3 separate regions of the Mus musculus genome follow, and regions 1 and 2 are each linked to region 3. Evidence: chromatin contacts called from ENCODE Hi-C or POLR2A ChIA-PET data. All regions are on one chromosome and are shown on one strand. The core of a region is the stretch at or near the end of the contact, and the rest is flanking DNA. Distances in the headings are between cores, read along the strand shown.

Region 1 (2,700 bases), core at 133-2,632, 41 kb before region 3:
AAAGCCAGCTGTCGCTACTCTGAATTTAAAGACCTAGAATATCCCTAGTGGCTGAAAGGGGGAAGAGAGGTGGGGGTGGGGGTGGTGAAATCAGACCAGGCCCTAAGTCTACCTGGGGAAGAGGACTAGACATTAGTGTTAAGGAATACCTTCCAGCTGCTGTCACCTGTTCCCCGCGGGAGGGTGTGCCTCCTTCCCCCTTGACGGGCTAGTTTCTCCTGCCCTTCCTTCCACTTAATTCCTGGCCAGGTAGACATATTATCAATGCCTTTAGAGGCCTGGATCTAAGTATTTCTAGAGCCTTCTCTCCTAAGGGAGAGGAGACAGTTCTTTTTCCTTTTGGCTCCATTTCAGCATTCTGGCCACCTGTTAGACTTGAAGCATTCGTTGAATGAGTGAGTCTTGTTCAATGCCGGGTGCCTGCATTTCACAGTACCTGGGTGGAGGGCAGAGGCCTGGGAACTCCTCCAGTGTGTGGAGACTGGAGGGCCGGACGGAGGTTGGGCAAACCCAGACTTTCCGAACCCTCAGAGGAGCTTCCGAACTTGTCCAGGGAAGAGGGCATGGTGCACCCCTGGGACAGACTCTGGGACAGACCCGTGGATCTGTTTCTTCGCCTCCAACCTGTTGGGGCAGTGACTGGGGGCTGAGTTGCTGAGCAGACTTCTGTGCTGGGCTCAAACCCTTCTGTCTCCACTCCCCACCCCCTCTGGGCTGGTCCTTTGAAACAGTGTTCTTCTAGTCGTTTGTCCTTGTAGGTGTAATGAAAAGTGGCCCGCAGGCCCGGGACGGAGTCCCAGTGTCCTTCTCACTTTGAGATACCTCTCCAGGGTCTCAGTTCCCTCCTCCTTAAACCACGAGTACCCAGGTTGAGGCTGCGGTTCGAAGATGATGCAGGGGAGAGCCCAGAAAAGGAGTTGGTGCCCAGGGTCTCACAAAACAGGAGGAAGCTTTGAAGCCATCGGCCTTTGGTGGACAACCGGGATGCAGACAAAAAGTCCAATGCGACGATTGGCCCAAGGTCATTCAACCAGGACTGGGTCTGACCCCAAGTGGCCTGATTCTAAGAGCCTGGGCTTGGTCAACAGCCAGGTTGCAGCCAGCGGTGTTGGAGGAACAGGGAGGTGGCGCCCAGCGGCTTCGGTTTTGAAACGGTTGAGGGAAGCTGACTGCCACCTGGGGAACCAGGCTTTAACAAGGCGACCCGCCTGGCAGTCACTGGGCCGCGACCCTCCCCGGGAGGGGCGGGGCGGACAGTTACCTCATCGCCGCCTCCGGGAGGCCCCGCTCGCTTGCTCGCCCGCGCGGCCGACTGGGGCGGCGGCTCCCGGCGCCGGAGCGAGAAGGGGACGGAGCTGAAGGTGGGGGCGGGTCTGCACCGCACCGGGTGCACTCTTCCTGCGGAGCTGCGGGTGCGTCCGCCCGCTCGATCCTCAGGCCTGGCCTCTTGTGGCTGAGGTGCTGTAGGCGACGCGATGCGGGTATCCCGGGCCGGGCAAGCAAGGCGCAGAACGGGCTCATGAAGCTCCCCGGTGCCAGGCGCGGGAGCGCGGGCCAGCCATGGGCGGCAGCCTGCGGGTGGCTGTTCTGGGTGCTCCGGGAGTGGGTAAGACCGCCATCATCCGCCAATTCTTGTTTGGTGACTATCCTGAGCGCCACCGACCCACGGACAGTCCCTGCCTCTACCGACCCGCGGTGCTGCTCGACGGCGCGGTCTACGACCTGAGTATCCGCGATGGTGACGTCGCTGGACCCGGCTCAAGCCCCAGAAGTCTTGAGGTAGCGGTTCGAGGGGGCCAGGGGTGTGTGTACACTTGGTGCCCATGTGTACTGATCCAGGGCGCCCGAGCCCGTTCTGGGATTGAAGTGTGTGTGTCTAGGTAGTTTGCATACGAGCTTCCTGCGCTAACCTGTAGGTGCCCTGTGGCTGTTTCCTCTCTCTCTCTCTCTCTCTCTCTCTCTCTCTCTCTCTCTCTCTCTCTCTCTCTCTCTCTCTCTTTTGTTTTTGTTTTTGTTTTTTTCGAGACAGGGTTTCTCTGTGCAGTGCTGGCTGTCCTGGAATTCTCTCTGTAGACCAGGCTGGCCTTGAACTCAGAAATCCACCTGCCTCTGCCTCTCAAGTGCTGGGATTAAAGGCGTGCGCCACCACGCCCGGCTCTGTGGCTGTTTCTTGTCTTCTTTGCCTGCCTAGGCTGGTGTCTGGGTCAGTGTGTGGCACAGCTTGAGCTGAGCCGCGCCGCTGTGACAGACTGGACCAGACACAGGAGTACCCTTTCTAGAGGGGGCCACCGCACCCTCAGACTCCCAGTCTTTGGCGCTGCATTCATTTCAAAGCTGGCATTTGAGCAGCACCTGGGAGGCTAAATGAAGTTTTGGTGAAAGAAGCTGTAAGAATATTGCAAGGGGGAAAGAGCAGCAAGAGACAAGCCAGAGGCTTCACCTGTACAGCTGCACCAGGACAGTCAGTTACCATCTGTCAGCCGGTGGACGGCAGATCCCAGGCTCTGAGGCAGTAGGAGCATAGTAGGTTGACGGGTGGCCCAGGAAGTAGGAGGGCTAAGGACTGACAAGATCCAAGCACGGCTGGGAAGTCTGGCCTGTGGGAGGGCGCGTCCCATCCGGAGTATTGCTGGGAGGTGACGGGGAGTGAGGTTGAATTGGAGTAAACCCCAGCCTCTACCCTCTAGGAGTGGCCGGACC
Region 2 (2,700 bases), core at 122-2,621, 53 kb after region 3:
CACCAGCTGTGGTTGGCACACTGTAGGGGTGCTGTGGCATCTGCCACATCTGCCACTCGGCTGTTCCCATCTCAGACAGCTAACTGCCTGACCTCTGCTGCCTCAGCCACTTCTACCCCTGAGCCTGCTCTACCCGGTCACCTGCTTTTGCTAGCTCCCAGGGGGGGTTGCTGGCCTCTGACCACAAGAAAGGGAAACTTCTAAAAAGAAAGAAGTGAGGCCACAGGGGGGTGGGGCCCTCACGGGCCTTTGAATGGGCTGAAAGGCCTAAGAGGCCTGGTTAGTCCACATTGTCTGTCCTGGAGACAGGGGCAGGGGCTACAGGCAGAGCAGGGGCCAGGGCAGGTTCAAACTCTGCCATCGAGTCCAGAAAGGGAGAGCTGAATCCCAGCTCTTCCATGAATACCCACCACGAGCACATTAGTCTCAGTTTGCCCCTCTATTGAGTGGGGACAAGTTTCCCTACATCCTCCAGTCTTGAAGGCACTGTCTAGAAAAAGCCCCACAGGACCCGATCCTGGGAAACACTCCACAAAGGCCGGCAGAGAGTCATAGGCTTTTGGGAGGTCCAACCAAATGCCAGGTCCCAGGGGGCCTCTGACACTGACCCACTGTGCAGTCTCCACCCCAGTCCTTCCTCCGAGTGAAATAAATAGCTGGGACATAAAAAAAGAAAAAAGAAAAAAAAAAAGAAAGAAAGAAAGAAGAAAAAGACAGTAGCAGGGGAAAAGAGAGGGGATTCCTGAAGGGCTGGCTAAGGGGTGATCCTGGCATTTTACATGTACATGAAGGGAAGGGGGGCTTGGGCGAGACCCACAGAAGTCCTGGGAAGCTCTGTTGCATTGCCATGGGTCCACCTTCTGGGGCCTCCGGGATCTCAGTAGGGGAGGCCGTCTGTTCTTTCACACAGAAGTAGGTGAGCCGGCTATCCTGAGCACAGCGTGCCAAACCCCTGCTCCCACTGCTTATGGTATAGAGATGAGCGATGGAGCCCCTGCAACAGTCTCGGACTGCCTCCGATGTCCCGGGATTGCAAGGAGCTGGGGTCGGGTCTCTGTCCCAGTCCTAGGGTTGCATGGAGCTGGGGTCGGGTCTCTGTCCCAGACCCTGAAGTTGCACAGAGCTGCGATCGGGTCTCTGCCCCAGTCGCGGGATTGTACGGAGCTGGGGTCGGGTCCCTGTCCCAGTCTCGGGGTTGCACGGAGCTGGGGTCTGCTTCCCTCACCCCAGTGCTGGGATTGCACAGAGCTAGGGGAGACTTACCTGCGACCCGAGAACCGGGCGCCCGGGACGCTCCACGCGGCGCCGCCTCCCGGGAGCAGGAGCCCGAGGCAGAGCAGCGTCCAGGCCCGCGGGCCGCCCATGCTGTCGTCCCCACCGCAGCCGCGGGCGCGCAGAGCCGGTTCCGGGCGGAGCAGGGCGGGGGCGCTCGGCTTCGCCCGCCCCTCGCCCCCCGCCCCCCGCCAACCCGGAAGCCGTCCGCGCCCCCGCCAGGACGCCCTCCAGGTGCCCACCTGAGCCGCAGACTGGGAAACTGAGGCCCTGGCCGCACCCGCCCCCTCGTCCCCGCAACGCTGCCAGGACCTGAACCCACCACTCCAGAGCGATCGCCTCTGGACGCACATCTTTGACATCTTTGCGGAACTGGGTTCCCGAAACACACAGGATCTTCCCATCGACCTAACACAGGCTTCCTGCGCGAGCTGTGCCATTGTCCCAGGCATCTCACCCCATACATCCTGCCCTGACTAAAGCTTTCATCACTCCGTGTTGGGCTGGCTAGGTCGCCCATGTTACGGAGGAGAAACCCGAGGCTCAGGTGCTCCCGCGTCCCCTAAGTGCAGTGACCCTTATACCTGTTTTACAGGGAGACACTAAGGCCCAGAGCACTCTGGCAGAGTAACCCCAGACCCACAATCCCCTCATCTCAGTGTTGGGGTCTAAGCACAAGTGTAGACAGCATTTTGGCATAGGCCTCAATTTCCCATTCCCTAAGGTAAGGACTGGCTGAGAGCAGAGGGCCTGGGTGGGACTCAGGCACATTCCACGCGGCATAGCAGGTGCGAGGAGTTTGCCTGTGCTGACATGATAGACTATTTGTGTGCATGGATAATGTTGTATGCATGCACGGCGCTGTAAACATGTATGTGCTGAATCTGTGTGTACACGATGTGTTTGTGAGCATGGGCAGTATTTGCTTATGTACGCCATATTTGAATGAACAATGTATGTGTTTGTGTGGTGGGCATGTGTATGCATGTATGTCTGTGTACACGTGAGATGCCTGTATGCATGCATATCATGTTTGTGTACACGTGTGCATGTGTGTGTATATGAACATGTGTGTATATGAACATATATGTACATATATGTACACACATATATGTACATATATGTACACACATATATGTACATATATGTACACACATATATGTACATATGTGTGTATATGAAGTATGATTTTCTTTCTTTCTTTCTCTTTCTTTCTTTCTTTCTTTCTTTCTTTCTTTCTTTCTTTCTTTTAGATGAGCTCTCTATATGTCCTGGCTTGGTCTGGAACAAATACACACACACACACACACACACACACACACACACACACACACATATATAATATGGCTAGCTTTCATTTCACAGAGGTCTGTCTGCCTCTGCCTCCTGCATGCTGGGTTCGATACTGTGCCCAGCTCTACACAAGAG
Region 3 (2,700 bases), core at 69-2,568:
GTGCCAGTTAACTGTATTCTAAACTGCAGGTGAGGGCTAGGCTACACTTATTCTCTCGGTAAGGACCACAACATAACCATCACATTCTAGAGTTCCCGCCCTGGACTTTCAAAATCCGCTATGGGTCTCTTCCCCTGGCCTCAATAGGGCCAAGAAATAAATCAGCCGGCTAGCTTAACGAGCAGGCCTACAGAAACGTGGCGTGCCGAGGCTTTTCTGCCTCTCCTGGATCAAAGCTGCTAGAAATCTCTTTCTGGAAAAGAGTCTCCTCTCCGGATCCAGACGGACCTTGTTATACAACCGATCCCCCGCGCCGGTTGCTGAGAAAAGGACACTGGGAAGCCACTGCTTTTTGGGTAGGGAAGGAGGTGGAGTTAACTCATGATTAAATCGAAGCCTCTTGAGTGGGGAGCACGAAGATTTAGGGGAACCAACTAGGTCCTCCGAGGGGGCAGCTTGGTCGGGCCGGGCCAGGCCTGGGGGATAATGGGGCTCCCCTCTTAAGCCGGCGCCCCTCAGCTTACACATTCGCGACGGCTTTTTGTTTGTTTTTCTGAGTCCCTACACAGTAAACACTTGCCCTGGGGCTAGCGATGGGAGGAGACGTTCCACGGGAAACCGGCCACGGCTTCTCGAGCCGCCATCAGACACCTCGCTTCACGCGCCTTCGGGGTGATGGGCTCCAGGCCCAGCCGCGGTCCCCTTCGGGCCCTCGGAGGCCCTAGGCCCGGCCCACGTGGCGAGAGACCCGGAGCACCCGGCCCCGACAACCACCACACAAAGGAGGCCTGGACGGGCTCTGCACGCCTCAGCTACCGCGAGGCCCTCGCGCGCAACGCGGCCGCCAAAAGGTTCCAGAACCAGCCCGCCTAGTGGGGGAGGGGAAGGGAACGCGGATCCCCCACCCCCACCCCCGAGCTCGTCGGGCCGCGGCGGGAACTCCAACCCCTTTCGGCGACTTCACTCAGTCATCCCTGCCACCCCCAGAGACGAGCGCCTCCCAGTCTGGGTGTCCCAGCTGTCGCCGGCGGGACCGCGATCCCACTCCGCTTACCCGTGGACGCCATTTTCTCGCCTTCCTCCTCGTTCTCTCAACGTCCGTCTCCTTCTCGCGTTCCCCCTAGGCGCCGCACTGCGCAGGCGCGAAACCCGCAACCTCGGACGCTACCATCGGGCCAGGCCTCGGGGGTGGCCGAAGAGGAGCGAACCGGAGCTCTTCGGCTCTTCGCTCCCGAAACCGTTGACCCGATCCTCTCCCAAAGAGCCGGACGTGACGAGTGGTCTAAAAAAAAAAGGCGCCTCGGGGGCCAGCGCGCCAGTGAGCGAGGGTTACCCACGAACCCGAGAGCTCCTTGGCGCGAGGCGCGGTGGCTCGGAATGGTTACGCCCGCTGGCTCTAGGGACCGTCTCTGAAGAGTCTGCCCTGGAGGGAGACGGAGGCTGGCGGGAGGGCTGGGGGAAGGGATCCCGGCCGGCCTGAAACAACTGCTGACTAATCGGCGGGCGGGATCACGCGCCTCTGTGTGCGTGCAGCGGGTTTCGGGCACCGAGGGCTCGGCCTGGAACCGGCGGCCGGACTTACCGGGCGGGCCCCCCTGCTCGGTTTTCTAGGGTGGGTGGGGGTGGGAGGACATGCTCCCCAGGCCCCTGGACGCGTGGCCTGAGCGGGCGGGGGAGGGGACCGAGGGCCGTCGGCTTGGGAGGGAGGCCGGGAATGCCGCGCCCGACCCCAGTAACGGTCGGGGTTGAGAAGCCCTGTGATCGTCCTTCAACCCATCCCCTTGTTTCAACAGAAAACCCAGAACCCACGAAATTGAGTTCTTTCCTTAAAGTTACAAAGCTGAATGCGACCCAGACCCCGGGCCTCCCCTCTCTGTACACCGCCCGGAAGCTTCGCCACACTGTCCTTGCCTTCCCACTCTGTCCTCCTGGCTTCCCTGCAAGGTAGGCAGGGTGTGATATGCATAGCTCTGAGGTCTCTGACAAGGGCTCCAGAAAGACACTGAGGCGGATTGTTGGCGATTGGTGGGGTTTTTGGTTTTGCTTTTCTGAGAGTTACTGACACAGTGGACAGACACAGACAAACATTAGCATGGCGGGCGAGGACTCGGAAGAAACCAGGGTCCATGTGGGAGAAGTAGGCGTGTCGCACCCTTCTGAGGATGGGCGTGGCTTCAATGCCGGAGCTTCTGGCCCGGGGCAGGCAGGGAAGGGAGCTGGGAGCCCGATGTGTAGCCCCCCAGTTCCCCATTTTATGTAAAATCACCTTCAGGTGAGAGATCCAGGCGTCCGAGTCTGTTAGTTCGCCACTCATAGTGTCTCACTAGAGGCCGGTCGGAATCTGAAGGGGAGAAAGGCGTGTATTGTGTTCTAGGAGGAGCAGCTGGATTCATTATTGGATTCTTACAAGTTACGTTTTATTAATTGAAGATATGGTTGCAGGAGTGTTACGGCTTGCCTATGATGTATGAGGCCCTAGTTTCCATTCCTATCGCCAAGAAAGAGAAGAGACTGGTCCAGAGGACTCGAGGCCCAGTTCCCTATGTCCATGGACCTGTCCCCTAGTGCCCAGGGATGGAATGGTTGTAAGAAGGTGCAAGAGGAAGCTTCATTTTAGGTGACCCTGCCTCCAGGTAAGGGTGAAATCTGCCTGCTTTTCTGAACTTCAACCCAGTACCAAAAATAAAGGGTGGAGTTCAC

Evidence for each region. Hi-C counts contacts between places; a loop is a spot of excess contacts on that map. ChIA-PET counts read pairs that join two places held with the same protein, here RNA polymerase II (POLR2A).
Region 1: a loop to region 3 is called in a map of T-helper 2 cell, with 2.4 times the contacts of the local background. The contact joins the promoter of Rasl10a here to the promoter of Rhbdd3 in region 3. A Hi-C loop is called at or near these places in 6 of 37 maps with a recorded cell type or tissue (CH12.LX, T-helper 2 cell, gastrocnemius and 1 more). POLR2A ChIA-PET finds 5 or more read pairs at or near these places in 5 of 5 experiments (Patski and embryonic stem cell).
Region 2: POLR2A ChIA-PET joins it to region 3 with 18 read pairs in embryonic stem cell. The contact joins the promoter of Emid1 here to the promoter of Rhbdd3 in region 3. A Hi-C loop is called at or near these places in 10 of 37 maps with a recorded cell type or tissue (T-helper 17 cell, T-helper 2 cell, gastrocnemius and 4 more). POLR2A ChIA-PET finds 5 or more read pairs at or near these places in 4 of 5 experiments (Patski and embryonic stem cell).

The regions. Positions count from the first base shown.
Region 1 is chr11:5,056,746-5,059,445 of GRCm38, forward strand. Rasl10a (RAS-like, family 10, member A) reads left to right here and starts at 1,383. Exons shown (of 3, transcript NM_145216.4): 1 at 1,383-1,779; 2 at 2,688-2,700. The coding sequence starts at 1,561. It also overlaps a transcript of Gas2l1 not described here.
Region 2 is chr11:5,150,859-5,153,558 of GRCm38, forward strand. It overlaps Emid1 (EMI domain containing 1), which reads right to left and starts at 1,372. Exons shown (of 15, transcript NM_080595.3): 1 at 1,264-1,372. The coding sequence starts at 1,364.
Region 3 is chr11:5,097,955-5,100,654 of GRCm38, forward strand. Rhbdd3 (rhomboid domain containing 3) reads left to right here and starts at 1,319. Exons shown (of 9, transcript NM_177370.4): 1 at 1,319-1,612; 2 at 1,794-1,944; 3 at 2,443-2,633. Ewsr1 (Ewing sarcoma breakpoint region 1) reads right to left here and starts at 1,142. Exons shown (of 17, transcript NM_007968.4): 1 at 1,055-1,142. The coding sequence starts at 1,067.